2 separate regions of the Homo sapiens genome follow, and region 2 is linked to region 1. A link is an interaction called in ENCODE POLR2A ChIA-PET data of the cell type or tissue named here. Cell type or tissue: Panc1. All regions are shown on one strand.

Region 1 (8,000 bases):
TTCAAGTCCCCTCTGGGGCTCCCTCCTCTTTTTCTAGAACTCTCAGTTATTGTAGCACCTCAAAGCTCAGTCTGCTGATCCCTTCTCTTCTCTGTCAGTACTCCCTTTATGATCTCTTTGTCTCTGGGCTTTAAATATTTATATACTGGTAATTTCTAAAAGCGTATCACCAGACCAGACCCCTTTCTCTCCTCCATTTGATCTCCACTTGGATATCAAGTGGACATCTCACACTCAACATGGGCAAAAATGAACCCTTGGTGTTCCCCCCAAATCTGTTTCCTCTGCATATCCTTGCCACCCCAGGTATTGGCAATGCCATCCTTCCAGTTGCTCATGCCATAAGCCCTGGAATAAATCCTCACGTTCTCTTTTCCACTCACATTCCATATCCAACCCAGGGATAAATCCTGTTGGTTTTACCTTCAACATAGATCCAGAATCTGCCCACTTCTCACCCTCATACTGTTATGAACCCTGGTCAGACCCATCATCATCTCTTGTCTGGATTACTCAATGGCTCCTAACTGGTCTTTCTGCTTCAAACCCAGTCTATTCTGAATATAGCAATCAGAGCAATCGTTTTAGATTTTTGTTGTTGCTGTTGTTTTTGAGACAGGGTCTTGCTCTGTTGCCCAGGCTGGAGTACAGTGGCATGATCATGACTCAGTGCACCCTCAACTTCCCAGGCTCAAGTGATCCTCCCACCTCAGCCTCCTGAGTAGCTGGGACTACAGGTACGCAACCAGCATACCCAGCTTTATTTCTTTTTTAGTGGAGATGAGGTCAGGCTATGTTGTCCAGGCTGGTCTCAAACTCCTGGCCTCAAGTGATCCTCCTGCCTCGGCCTCCCAGAGTGCTGGGATTACAGGCATGAGCCATTGCACCTGGCTTAGAGCCATCTTTTTAAACTCTCAGTCACATGTCCTCCTCTGCTCAGAACTTTGCAATGGCTCCATGTTCCTCTCATAGTTAAAACTCAGAGTCCTTAAAATGATGCTGGCCAGTCTGACTCTCTTACTCCCCGACCTCACTTTCAACTACTTTACCCCTCACTCACTCTGTTTCAGCCACACTTACTTCCTTGCTGTTCCTACATCTTGCCAGAAGGCAATTTCCTGTTTCTCCTTAGTTGTTTCCTCTGCTTGGAAATCTCTTCTATTGAGATTCCCACATGGCTAACTCACTCAGCAACTTCAAATCTTTGTTCAAATGTCACCTTCTCAATGAAAACTGCCCTGACCTGAGCTAGATCTCAGACACAGGCACCTGACCCCACTCATCTACGTGTTCTCCCAGGAGGCTCGGCCTCTGAACTAGTTCTTCCTGGGCCTCTGAAAAAACCCTCCTTGCTGAGTGCCTTCTCTGACCCCATATTAGGCCCTGAGAAAAGGAACCATTCTAATGTTGTAGGGCTCAAATCAATTGTTCCAGATCCCAAGGCTTGTAAACAATTGAGACTGAAACCATGCCTGCTAGAAGCCTGTGCTGTCCCACTGTGCTGCTTGCTGGAGAGCTTCCATGCCCTTGTCCTGCCCAACACAGGCCATTGTTCTACCCGTAGTAACGAGCCCAATTCCATGTCTAATCAGGGAGTAGAATGATGAAAAGCAGTTAGTTTAGAATTTTGGGTTGTTGGGTTTTGTGGGTTTTCTTTCTTTCTTTTTTTTTAATTATCAAGTCATTATATTATGTCCATCAGTCAAAATTGAAAAAAAACACAAAGGATTTTTAATACACTTCATGTTTTCATCTGTGGATGTTAATTACAGAATAGCTGACAGCAGAAGAGTATTTTAGGTTAGAATCTTTCTCTGAGTCTCACTGGGCTCCCGGGTGATTATTTGCAGCCCTTCTGTCCCTTCTTCCAGGCCTTCCCTTTATCCCACCCCACCCCATCTCACCTCTGCGCCCTCTTAATTGTTCACGGAGAGAAAGCAAGAACACCAACCAACTGATGACATTCTTTCTGTACTTAGTGTTACTTGCCAGTGAGTAGTCATTTTTGTGAGCTGGGAGACATTCTCCACCATGGCTAATTACCAGGGAGTTCGAGTCATTCTGCCTGGGTTCAAATACCCCCTCTGCCACTAATGCTGTGGGAATGATTTGGCCTCTTTAAGGTATTGAAAATTAGCGTTCCTTCTGTATAGGGGGCTGTATAGTGAGCGAATTCAATTAAAGACCAGAGCCAGCCTCTGGCATAGAGGAAGTGAGCACTCAGAGTACAGTAGCTGTTGCTATTGATATTTCACAGGCTCTGATGCAGAGAAGCTTGTCCCCAGTGCTCCATCCACGAAGGGAGCAAGTTGCTCCCCATTCATGACTCAAAACACCCTGGAGGAAGATTATGTTTACTGGTTCTATAGTAAACTTCCACCTTGTGAAATGACTTCGGATGTTTGTTAATACTGGTAAGCTTTCCGACTTCCCTGTGAGTGGAGTGTTGGCATTCTCTTTAGCCCCAAATACTTACTTTAAAGAAAACCACTCTTATGTTACAAAAATACAATAGCAATTCTAAATAGAAGTTATTCCTACTTCAATCTTTATCTATAACCCTCATTTCCAGTGAGTTCTATAAACTTTCTTTCTGATTCTAAGGAAACTGTAGCTTCCTGCCACTTCCTCTATTAATACAGTTGTAGTAACATCTCCTCACTGTCTATTCAACTACATGATCAAAATAGGAAAACGGACTCCCTAAAAGTTGAACTTAAATTAGACATTAACTCTCAATATCTGGTTCATGATTGTATTTTTTTGTTATTAATTCTTTAAAATTAATTCAAGAATCTTAATTATGCAAAGCTTCAGTATAATAGCAAAGACTATTTTCTCCTTTTATTAAACATTGCAAGGCAACTGCTTTACCATTTATATTCATTTTCACTTTCTAGGAACACAAATAAATATTTAGAGAATTTCACACACAAAAAAGTCATCAATCAGAAAGAGGACTTAGCAGACTATTAGAAAAAAAAAAAAGGTTGTTTTAAGTATATGTAAGTTACTATGTATCTATGTACACAGTAACTTTCTCCTTTCCAGTCTTCCTATTTGTATTCAAATATTCAAATAACATACCAGCTAGCTGCTAATGGTGTGATTTTCTGCAGTACTTTTCCTGGATGCAAAATGTTTGACCCTGCAAAGACAAGGTGACTCAGCACATTCAAATTACAGAGCTCAGGTTTAGAGGATACACACATTGCAAGAACTGCTGAGAAGATATTAGGAGAGAATTTTTGTTAAGGTTTGAAAGGTCAAAGAATTTAAATGTATGCCCCTCTAGCCCTACCCCCACCCTGCCCCAAAAAAGGAAAAGTACGGACTGGAGAAATGAGAAATAAGATTGTGGTAAAAAACAATTCCATCTGATTGCTAAAAAGATTGTTGTACTTAACTATATTAGCATTTAAATGGCCCTGGTAGGACATGGAGGAAATACCTACACGCTAATGCAAAAAAGGTAGGGAAGCTGTCAGGTTTGCACCTTTTTTGTCTCATTGTTTAAGTGGAGCCAGTTTTTTTCCCAGGCTGGATAAACAGACTGCAGTGAAGGTGAAACAGACATTGAGAAAGCTAATATTGCTTACAAAAAAGCAAATAAAAATTTTTAATTACAAACACTGTAAAGCTGAGAAATTGAGAATGTTAATTACTATATGCTTTTCTACTGGTGTGTTTGGGAACTAGTGATTCCCAAACCTTGCAGACTATCAAAACCACAAGGGGAGGTTTTCATAAATGTAGATTTACAGTTCCCTTCCTGTCCCCATTCTGATTCAGTGGGTTTGGGGTAGAGCCCAGGAGTCTGTAAAACACTCATCCAAGTGATTCCGACACACAGGCTAGGCTGGGATCAGACACAGCTGATGAAATGCAAAGGTGAGGCAAAACAAACCGGGAGTCACATCTCTCCCAGCCCAACTGTAAAATGCATAGGTAAAATGTCAAAGAGTACTTTAACATTTAGGAGGATGTCTCTTCATATGTTAAAGCTAACAAATGAGGCCAGGCGCAGTGGCTCAAGCCTGTAATCCCAGCACTTTGGGAGGTCGAGGTGGGTGGATCACTTGAGGTCAGGAGTTCAAGACCAGCCTGAACAACACGGTGAACCCCAGTCTCTACTAAAAATACAAAAATTAGCCGGGCATGATGGCGGGTGCCTGTAATCCCAGCTACTCAAGAAGGCTGAGGAGGGAGAATCGCTTAAACCCGGGAGGCAGAGGCTGTAATGAGCTGAGATGGCGCCACTTCACTCCAGCCTGGGTAAAAGAGCAAGACTCTGTATCAAAAAAAAAAAAAAAAAAAGCTGACAAATATTAGTCATATTTTTAATTGTCTTACCTTTTAAAATTCCCAACAATATCCTAACTTTTAAAAGTTATTCTAGAACATGACCTTGCCTTCTAGTTCCTGTTTATAGTGATGAGCTACACATATCTTTGTGCCTGAAACAAAGACTTCTTTGCCAGACTCTGTGCCTGCTAATTTCCTTCAATTCATTCACAGAGTCTTCACTGCAACTCCCGTAAGTAGCTACTATTATCCCCATTTTACAGATGAAGAAGTGTGTCTATGAGAATTGTTCTAGTGATAAACCTGAGACTTAAACAGAGTCCTAATACTCATGCTGGATTGTCCATTGTTATAAAGAGCTGGGTTTGTTGGTTGGTTATTTGGAGAAATTTACACATGACATTTGGTTATGTTCAAAAGAATCTCAGGCCTGGCATAGTCTTCATACATTCAGCAAACAACAGTTAGGCATCGTGTCAGGTGTGGGCAAATACAAGGACCACCCACAGCTCTCTACCCTGGAAGTACCTTCCCCACCCCTCTACAGGGTAGCAGACAGACAAAGAGGAATCATCTCCAAGAGATACAAGGGCCACCCACAGCTCTCTACCCTGGAAGTACCTTCCCCACCCCTCTACAGGGTAGCAGACAGATAAAGAGGAATCATCTCCAAGAGTTTCTTCTGGACTTTGCTCTATTAACTGTCCCATTGCCTTCAGGGGCACATGCGTAACTGTCTGAACTGAAACATTTCCACTGCTGATTCAGAAATGTGTTCACCCTAATTATGGGCACAGAATGCTCTGAGGAACACAGGTGGGAGGGGCTGTCTCGGGCCCTCTGGATGCCTTCACAGAGAATATGGCTTATGAGCTGAAGGTTGAAGGATGAAAAATATGTCACAAAGCAAAGTGAAAGGGCCCAGGGCAGCATGTGCTGGGCCTGCCATGTCCAGCAGGGGACCCTGGGGCTGAAGTAAGGCCAGAGGTAGGAGCAACAGGGGGAATGGGGCAGGTGGGGAAGTGGGTTGTAGGCTGGGAAAAGACCCAGAAGGGGATTTTATGCTATGTGAGGAGTTTAGAATTCAAAAGATGCAAAAGGGAACAAACAATGGGGGGTTTTTTGTGTTTGTTTTTGTTATTTGGGTTTTGTTTGTTTTTCTGTTTGTTTTTGGCTAAAGAAGGAACAAAGATATCTGTAACTGGTTGTGATCAATTAGTTGTAAACACTGTTGCACTTGACCAGCCCCAGCCGTGGTTTTTATGCAGAGGAGTCATAGGACCAGATTGGTATTTTAGTAATGCTCGTGCCAGGGTAGAGAATGGGTTGCACAGAAGGCACAGGGCTTGACAGATCAGATCAAAGGCTGTTGCAACAATCCAGGTTGGATCCAGTCCAAACTAATGGTGTGATCCTGCCATTAAAAAAAAGGAACTCACTGGAGAAGTTTCTGAGGTTCGGGGCATGAGCTTTGGAGTCAGGTGGGCTGAATGCTGGTTCTCAACCTCTTCTTAGCCATGTCTGTAACGTCATCAAAACCTCACCTTGCTTATTTCATATGAGATGAAATCTGCTGTCTGGGTCATTTTGCAAATGAAATTGGGGTTCATGCTCAACTGCACAAGGTTCTCACTCCATCAGTGGTGACAGTGATGATGATGATGATGATGATAATGACAGACAATACTTTGGTGACTGATTGGCTTTAGGCTGAGGGTAAGTGACAGAAGAGTACAGGATACCTCCAAGGTTTCTAATTGGGTGAGTGAAGGCACACATTGTCAACCGGGCTGGGGGCACAGAAAGAGGACCTGGTTTAGAAAAAAAAAAAAAAAAGTAGTGCATTTGGTTTTGAACATGTTGTGCTAAGGACACCTACCAGAATTTGTTTTATGAACAGTTAGTTGGAAATACAGATTGAAAGAGGAGTCAGGGCCGGGCTTGGTGGCTCACACCTGTAATCCCAGAACTTTGGGAGGCCGAGGTGGTCGAATCATGAGGTCAGGAGTTCAAGACCAGCCTGGCCAACATGGTGAAACCCCATCACTACTAAAAATACAAAAAATTAGCTGGGCATAGTGGCGGGCGCCTGTAATCCCAGCTACTTGGGAGGCTGCGGCAGGAGAATTGCCTGAACCTGGGAGGCAGAGGTTGCAGTGAGCCAAGATCGCGCCACTGTACTCCAGCCCAGGCGACAGAGTGAGACTCTGTCTCAAAAAAAAAAGTAAAGAAAGAGGAGTCAGGGCTAGAAGTACAAATTCTTGAGCCATTTGGGATCATGTCTGAAGCTGTGGGAATGAAGTTTCAGGGAACACTAATACATATGGCATATTGAGAAGAAACCAGAGTAGCAACGATTTTGTTCAAAATGAAAGCTCTGATTCAGGATTTTCAGAAACAGAGAGCCGTTAAACAAATGTACATTGAGAGCAAACTACATGCCAGGCACTGTCCTGGAGCTGGAAACTGGAACATACAAGCCAACCCATGGAAAGCTCACATTGTCACAGAGGAGACAACCCTGTAATAAACCTGGTACCCCAAAAGAGGGAAAACACCATGAGGGAAGTAGGCAGGGTGCAGGCAGAGGGTGAAGATGTTGAATGCCTGGGGGAGGCCCAGGCTAGCTACAGGGGCCAGGTAAGGCCTCCCTAGGAGAGGACATTTGAGCTGAGACCTGAGACTAGGAGAGCATTAACTGAGGACTTATTAAGTACAAGGCTCTGTTCTAAGCCTTTTAAGTACATTATCCTATTTAATCCTTACAACAACCCAATGAGGTAGGTGCTGTTATTATCCTCATACTAAAAATAAGGAAACTTAACCACAGAAATGTTAAGTAACTTCCCCCACACAGCTAGCAAGCTGGCACAGAAGACCCTGACTCAGACAGTCTAGCTTCAGACAGCCCGTGCTCTTCCCCGCTGCACAAACTGCCTCTCACTGTCTGTGATAAATGCTCCTATTAATAGAAAATGAGTTCAAGAAGGAAAATGCGATCAACAGTGATCACAGTGGTTCAGAGCACAAAGGCTTCATCTAGAAATAATTTTAAGTGCTTGGTCTTTGCTATGTTACTACTTAAAGTGTGGAAGCTTCATAGAGAATTGGTCAGTAGCCCCAGATTCAAGTGTCAGCTTCGCTATTCTCTAATTTCGTAACCTGCGGACAGACAAGTAATGACCTCTACGAACCTTCATTCTTTTCACCAGTAAGGTAGGTCTAATACACAACTCCAAACTTACCATGAAGATAAAGAGATTCAATCCACATACATGACAATCTCTAGCAGACAATGTTATCTTCAGGAGATGGCTGATGCTGGGGAAAGTTTCCCAGTACAGATAGCACACCATGACGTCTTCGTAAAAAGATGAAGCTCAGAGCAGGTGCAGCACTGAAAACAGGACACTTTAGGTGACAGCCTACAGACTGCTATTCTGAGAAAAGATCTTCAAGGGGTAGAAAAAATCACTTTTAGAACTCCAACTGGTCTTATCAATTTTTAAGGAAAATTAAATTTGTCATATTTGCCATTGTGAAAATCAGCTCAAATATACAACAGGAAAGCTTATTTCACTGAAACTCAGTTCATTCCAGACTCAATAAAAAATGACAGGCTTCTTCTGTGTTCTACCTTTTCCTCCTCTACTTTCCTCTTTCCAGACAATAAAGTATTGTCCCTTGTGAGGTAG
Region 2 (8,000 bases), 150 kb after region 1:
AAAAATATAAAATTAGCCAGGCGTGGTTGAGCATGCCTGTAATCCCAGCTACTCGGGAGGCTGAGGCAGGAGAATCGCTTGAACCCAGGAGGCAGAGGTTGCAGTGAGCCAAGATCATGTCATTGCACTCCATCATGGGCGACAGAGAGAGACTTCATCTCAAAAAATAAAAAAGAAAAAGAAAAAATATAAGTGGTCAATTAACACATGGAAAAAATGTGTAACTTCATTGATAACTGAAGCATGAAAGTGAACCAAAAGTAAGATGTAATTTTTCACCTATCAAACAGCTTAAAATTTTTAAAAATGATAATACTTATTGTTGATAAGGCTATGTTGAGACTGATGTTTTCATATAATGGTGATGGAAGGATAAATGTATTAATGTATATTAAACTCCTTTGCAAATTTCCTATCTAGCCAGGCACAGTGGCTCAAACCTGTAATCCCAGCACTTTAGGAGGCTCAAGCAAGAAGACTGCTTGAGGCCAGCAGTTCGAGACCAGCCTGGGCAACATGGCAAGACCCCATCTCTACAAAAAAAATGTAAAATTTAGCTGGCATAGTGGTGCTTGCCTGTAATTGGGAAAGCTACCCAGGAAGCTGAAGTGGGAGGATTGCTTGAGCCCGGGAGGTTGAGGCTGCAGTGAGCCATGATTGTGCCACTGCACTCCAGCCTGAATGACATAGCAAGACCCTGTTTCAAGACAAAACAACAACAACAACAAATTCCATACCCTTGGATATTATAATCCCACTTCTATGGATATATCCTCAGGAAATAATCAGAGATGTAAGTATTTATGTACCAAAATGCTTGCTGAAGCATTATCTGTAGTAGTGACGAATTGGAAACAACACAAATCTCCCAAGCTAGAAGAATGGTTAAATAAATGATGGTGTATTCACAGAAATGGATTTATGCCATCAGTAAAAATCATGCTTTAAAGGAATATTGAATGCTATGAGAGAATGCTGATAATAAGTAAAGAAAAGCAGGGTACACATTACATATATATGTACATGTATTTGCACATATATATTACATTCGAGACCTAAACAGATATAAAAAGATTCCTAAATGTTAACATAATTTCCCTGGGAAGTAAAATTGTGGATGATTATTCTGTTCTTTTTGCTTTTCTGCCTTTCTAAATTTTCCTACAGCAGGACTTAATTATTTTTAAAAAATTTACATTTTTAAAAAACAATTGGTGTGGCTATTGTTCCTTCAACATTAGATTGAAATGATCTTTAATATATTTGGGAAGTGGAGGACACATTTCTTGGGATTCTTTTTCAGATGATTCTTACTCAAAAAATATCCAAATGACATTTTCAGAAAAATTATTCCCATTGTTTATGATGTGGTATCTGGAGTCCACATGGGAATTTTTTTTTTTTAAGAGACAGGGTCTCGCTCTGTCACCCAGGCACTGGAGTACAGTGGTGGGGTCACAGCTTGCTGTAACCTCAAACTCCTGAGCTCAAGTGATCCTCTTGCCTCAGCCTCTGGAGTATCTAGGACCATAGGCGTGTGCCACCTCCCCTGGCTAATTTTTTTATTTTTTGTAGAGATGGGGTCTCCCTATGTTGCCCAGGCTTGTCTTGAACTCCTGGCCTCAAATATTCCTCCAGCCTTGGCCCCTCAGAGTGCTGGAATTATAAGTTTGAGTCACTGAGCACTGCCCCACATGGGAATTTTTTTTTTTTTAGACCAAGTCTTGTTCTGTCGCCCAGGCTGCAATAGCAGTCAATCTAGAGTATAGGCAGGACATCATTCCAGCTCTGACCTCTTCCCCTGCAACTGCTCACACAACCTCTGGTCCCAGTATCTCGAAGACCTGTAATCTGACCCCAAACCACCCTTCCCAATCTTGCCTGCTCCTCTCTCCAGCATTGCTGTGATATTCTCTGTGTCTGGGGAGCACACCTCCCCCTTGCCCTCATTTGTTCTGTTCCATCCACCCACAGGGAACAATGCCTGGGATCCCCCAACCGCAATTCTGCCCATGAGGTCTTCTCCAAGCCCACCTCCCTCCAGGAAGTGTCCTCCAAACTACACAACCATAATGGCAGCCCTCTCTTCTTCTCCGATTAGTAGCAAGATCCTTTAGAGCAGGGATTTTGGCACAGAGCTTGCATAGGACAGGCACTCAGTAAAGGCGGGTTACTTGGTGGTATGGAAGGAAAAAAGGAAGAGAGGGAAGGAAGCAGGGAAGGGGAAAGAAGGGAGGAAGGAAAAGGGAGGGAATAGAGCTCACTGACAGCTGGAGGCTCAGGTTCCTTTTGAAGCTAAAGGCAGAGGACTGGTAGCACTCCAGTGTTTAGAGTGTTTGATACCTATTCTTGATTCTTTAAAAATACAAGAAAATGGGATTGAATAAAGAGAAAGGATAAAATAAAAAGTCTTGGAGAATGCAAGTACCTCAGATTGACTGCTTTGTATCTCTCTAAGTTGATCAGATAGCAAAGAGCTAAGCACTGAAATTCAGTAATGCCTATGCTATGCTATGCTATTTACCCTATTAGACACTCACCTGGGCAGGCTAATTTTGTTTTGTTTTGTTAAAAAAGAGCTGAACACTGCCTTCCTCCTCATTTCAACATGAAATGACATTTGCCTCAATTCATCCCATGCCTTTCAAACTTCCAGATCCATGTAGTGAGAGGCCAAAGCATATATTATTCCCTCATACATATAAAACAATGAATTATACTGTTATTCATTGAAGCATTTTAATGATAAAAGATGGAAAAATCTAAATGTCAATTAATGAGGGGTGAGGCCAGGTTTGGTGGCTTATGCCTGTAATCCTGGCACTTTGGGAGGCCAAGGCTAGAGGATCACTTGAAGCCAGGAGTTTGAGACAAGCCTGGGCAACATGGCAAAACCCTGTCTCTACAAAAAATACAAAAATTAGCCAGGCATGGTGGTGTGTGCCTGTGTTCCCAGCTACTCCAGAGGTTGAGGCAGAAGTATTGCTTGAGCCCAGGAAGTCGAGGTTGCAGTGAGCTATGATCCTGCCACTGCACTCCAACCTGGGCAACAGAGTGAGAATCTGTCTCAAAATAATAATAATAATAGAATAATAAGGGATGGATTGACTACATTATGGCCTAGACAATTGAATACTAGGCAGCTGTGAAATAGAATGGGAAGCTCTTTATGAACTGCTTTTGAGATGATTTCTAAGACATTGCTATGGGAACCAAGCAAGGTAGAGAACAGTATGCACAGAACACACTATTTGATTTAAAAGGTGAAAATTATATATATTTGCTTATAAATGCATAAATATCTATGGAACAACACATAAAAAACTGGTAAAACTAGATGGCTGGGGAGGGAAGAAGGCTTTTTTTTGCCACCCTTTTGTGCCTTTTGGATTTATTTTTATTTTTATTTTTTGGGATGGAGTTTTGCTCTGTCGCCCAGGCTGGGGTACAATGGCACAATCTCGGCTCACTGCAACCTCCGCTTCCCCAGTTCAAGCGATTCTCCTGCCTCATCCTCCCAAGTAGCTGGGATTACAGGTGTGCGTCACTACCCCCAGCTAATTTATGTATTTTTACTAGTGACAGGGTTTCACCATGTTGGCCAGGCTGGTCTCGAACTCCTGACCTCAGGTGATCCGCCCACCTTGGCCTCCCAAAGTGCTGGGATTACAGGCGTGAGCCACTGCACCTGGCTGCCTTTTGGATTTTTGAACCAGATGAATGCATTAACTCTTAAGGAAATGAATAAATAAAGCCTCTTATCAGGGACATTTGTGGATGGGTTTTGGCTGGGTACTGTACACAGTGATTTACACAGATATGGCCTCTGCCTGCCAGGAGCTTGGGACAGAATCAAACCTTAGGGAGAGGAGAGGCCCAAACAAGAGCCCCACTAAGAGAAGCCAGTGATGGGCAGCCGGAGGGCTGGAAGTGCCCTCCCACCCAGAACCGAGCTCTGCCCTGCTGTGCTTCCCACTCCGGGCTCTCAGACGTTCGTGTGTTGTGAATCATTTTAGGTTTGTTTTCTTTGCGTTACAACTTGACCTGTTCTAATTTGTTCTTCTAAAAGAAATGCAGTATACGGGTTTGTACTTACGGATCCGATGAGTCTCACAGAAATAAGAACAGAACTGTCAGAGGAGATGCCTCAGAGCAGACCTGTGGTACAAAACTTCATGTCTGATGTCCCTGGAGTGTAGCAGCACAAATCAGGGAACCCAAGCTGGAAGATTCTGTGAATTTATCATGACCGCCAACAAAGCATTATCATGGTCTTTACTTTATTTATTTATTTTATTTTATTTATTTATTTTGTTTTTGAGATGAAGTCTCTCTCTGTCACCCAGGCTGGAGTGCAGTGGCGCGATCTTGGCTCACTGCAACTTCCGCCTCCTGGCTTAAAGCAATTCTCCCACCTCAGCTAGCTGAGTAGCTGGGACTACAGGTGCGCACCACCATGCCCAGCTAATTTTTGTATTTTTAGTAGAGACAGGGTTTCACCACATTGGCCAGGCTGGTCTTGAACTCCTGATCTCAGGTGATCCACCTGCCTCAGCCTCCCAAAGTGCTGGGATTACAGGCATGAGACCCTCGCCTGGCCTATTTATTTATTTTAGAGAAAGAGTCTCACTCTATTGCCCAAGCTGGAATGTAGTGGTGCGATCATAGCTCACTACAGCCTCGAACTCCTGGGCCCAAGTGATCCTCCTGTCCCAGCCTCCCAAGTAGCTGGGACTACAGGCATGCGCCACCACACCTGGCTGATTTTTAAATTTTTTGTTGCGACAAGGTCTCACTATGTTGCCCAGGCCAGTCTCAAACTCCTGGGCTCAAGTGATCCTCCCACCTCAGCCTCCCAAAGTGCTAGGATTACAGGCATGAGCCACTGCACCTGGCTTATGGTGGGCTTTATTAATGTAATTGCTGGCTTCTTGCCCAGTGTACTCTCAATTTTACTATCTTCAAGCCTCAGGAAAAATCTAAATTGACTAGGATTTTTATTTTCTTCTGGTAATGGGGAGAAACTCATTATTATGAGAAATATTTTATTAAGTGGTATATTAAAATACACTTAAGTTTTAGTGTGAGTTCTGCTGACACTTCATTTTCAGCCAGGTCACCTAGCCCTGTGACATCATCAGTGGAAATTAATGTTCTGGAATAATGACAGTGCACACAGCCTAAGTTACCAAGGAAAGATCTGCTTGTGCATGCCCATATAAGGACATTTAAATCATATTCTGAGAAATATTTGATGACACAGGAAAGTGTGCATGAAATATAAAATGTTAAATGAGAAAGGCAAGATGCAGCATGCCAAACATCTTTTGTGTGTGCGTGAGAAAGACTGGAAGGAAATTAAAATTTTAAAGCTGTTATTATTTCTGTGCAGTAAAAACTATTGGTGATATTTATTTTCTTCTTTTTCTTATCTACATTTTTACAAATGAGCTAATGAGCTTTTTTTTTTTTTTCTTTTTTTTTTTTTTGGAGACAGAGTCTTGCTCTGTTGCCCAGGCTGGAGTGCAGTGTTGCAATCTCAGCTCACTGCAACCTCCGCCTCCAGGGTTCAAAGCAATTCTCCTGCCTCAGCCTCCTGAGTAGCTGGGATTACAGGTGCGCACTACCACATCCGGCTAATTTTTGTGTTTTTAGTAGAGATGGGATTTCACCATGTTGGCCAGGCTGGTCTCGAACTCCTGACCTCAGGTGATCTGCCTGCCTCTGCCTCCCAAAGTGCTAGGATTACAGGCATGAGCCACCACGCCCGACCTAATATTTTCATAATTAGACACAAAGTCTAATTTTTAGAAAGATTTCAGCCTGGGCAACATAACAAAACCCCATCTCAAACAAAATACAAAAATTTGCTAGGCGTGGTGGCATAGGCGTGGTGGCATACACCTATAGTCCCAGCTACTTGGGTGGCTGATGTGGAAGGATCACCTGACCCCAGGAGATTGAGGCTGCAGTGAGCTGTGATCATGCCACTGTACCCCAGCCTGGGTGACAGAGTGAGACCCTGTCTCAAAAAAAAAGAAAAAAGAAAAAGAAAGAAAAATTTATTTGTATTTAGTGTACTCTACTAGCTAGGAGCAATAAATTTGAGCAAGATATCCAGCAACTCTGAAGTGCTGAAACAAAAATACTCAATTTGCTAAACCATTGCTCTCCCCTACTCACCGATGAATTGAGGGTTCCTGTGCTTTGAACAACATTTCTGTGATGAACAGAGTTTGCTGCAGGGATCATAAGCACCTGGGGTCAGCTGCTCACCTGAACACATCCTATCCTGTGGAAATGTGTGGGTGGTGGCCAAGCCTCTCACCAACAAAGGAGGTTGTGTGGCATTTCTTGCAACCTGATGCGTCTCGATTGATTCAGACCTGTTAGTGGGGACCATTAGGAGGATAAAGTTAATAAATAATAAATAGCATATTTACACAACCCTCGCGATCCCCAAAGACCTTAAAGTGCTTTATAAAAGAATAGATAAATTATATATTGGGGACACATTCTCTGCTACTGAAACGCAGCCTCTTCTGGGGGGAAAAGTGGCAGTTGTTAAATGGTGCACAGTCCAGATGGACAGGAAGCCCAGAGGTTCTTTTTTTTTTTTTGAGAAGAGGTTTGCTCTGTAGTCCGGGCTGGAGTACAGTGGCATGATCTCAGCTCACTGCAACCTCCACCTCCAGAGTTCAAGAGATTCTCCTGCCTCAGCCTCTCTAGCTGGGATTACAGGCGTGTGCAACCATGCCTAACTAATTTTTTGTATTTTTAGTAGAGACAGAGTTTCACGATGTTGGTCAGGCTGGTCTCGATCTCCTGACCTCAAATGATCCACCCACCTCGGCCTCCCAAAGCGCTGGAATTACAGGCATGAGCCACCGCGCCCAGCCTCAGAGCTTCTTTTAAAGTTAATTTTACCATTAGCCGGGCGTGGTGGTGCTCACCTGTAGTCCCAGCTACTCGAGAGGCTGAGGCATGAGAATCGCTGTAACCCAGAAGGCAGAGGTTGTAGTGAGCTGATATGGGACCACTGCACTCCAGCCTGGGTGACAGAGTGAGACCCTGTTTCAAAAAAAGAAAAACAGAGGTTAATTTTACCAGAGGAATGCAGATTTAAAAAAACAACCAGTCACTGGACAATCAAGGAAAAAGGTAGAGGCACCCAGCCCTTAGCAAATGGAAGGAGTAGAAAGAATGAACCCACATCTGTCCAGAAGAACCAGAATCCCACCTCGGCCTGCTCTATCATCTCTTCAGAGGCTGCGGCCAACGAATGCATCTTCCTGGTCAATTGACAAGCATTAGCTGTTGCTGGGGAAATCACCTGAATTGCACAAGCCTCGGTTTCCTCATCTGTAAAATGAGGATGTTAATAATACAACTGAGGCTACAGCCATGCTGCAAGGATTAAATCAGATAAAACAGGAACAGTGCCTGTCTGAGAGAGGTGGTAAAGGGACAAAGTTTCTTTCCTTTTTTTTTCTTTTTTTTTTTTGAGACAGAATCTTGCTCTGTCGCCAGGTTGGAGTGCAGTGGCGCTATCTCAGCTCACCGCAACCTCCGCCTCCCAGGTTCAAGCGATTCCCCTGCCTCAGCCTCCCGAGTAGCTGGGACCACAGGCACGCACCACCATGCCCAGCTAATTTTTTGTATTTTAGTAGAGACAGGGTTTCACCATGTTGGCCAAGACAGTCTCGATCTCCTGACCTCGTGATCCACCCGCCTCGGCCTCCCAAAGTGCTGGGATTACAGGCATGAGCCACAGCGCCGGGCCTTTTTTTTTTTTTTTTTTTTTTTTGAGACAGAGTTTCGCTCTTGTTGCCCAGGCTGGAGTGCAATGGCACCATCTCGGCTCACTGCAACCTCCACCTCCCGGGTTCAAGCGATTCTCCTGCCTCAGCCTCACAAGTAGCTGGGATTACAGGCATGGGCCACCACGCCTGGCTAATTTTGTATTTTTAAAAGAGATGGGGTTTCTCCATGTTGGCCAG

Evidence for each region. ChIA-PET counts read pairs that join two places held together with the same protein. Peaks named below come from ENCODE experiments on the same cell type or tissue, not always from the same donor. Only the 100,000 strongest peaks of a DNase experiment are listed, where the experiment ranks them.
Region 2: POLR2A ChIA-PET joins it to region 1 with 14 read pairs; 4 of 35 experiments call an interaction of 5 or more read pairs at or near these places.

The regions. Positions count from the first base shown.
Region 1 is chr1:200,361,115-200,369,114 of GRCh38, forward strand. LINC00862 (long intergenic non-protein coding RNA 862) reads right to left here. Exons shown (of 5, transcript NR_040064.1): 4 at 7,551-7,757. Among named protein-coding and RNA genes, the nearest start is that of LINC00862, 8.7 kb to the right of the region's middle. RefSeq lists enhancers at 3,047-3,341, 3,067-3,361. In Panc1, a CTCF peak has its summit at 5,248 (motif pointing right); no DNase peak of the experiment used is centred here; H3K27ac peaks cover 3,638 bases.
Region 2 is chr1:200,513,559-200,521,558 of GRCh38, forward strand. LOC107985459 (a long non-coding RNA gene) reads right to left here. Exons shown (of 3, transcript XR_001737816.3): 3 at 6,020-6,386. Among named protein-coding and RNA genes, the nearest start is that of KIF14, 100 kb to the right of the region's middle. In Panc1, no CTCF peak of the experiment used is centred here; no DNase peak of the experiment used is centred here.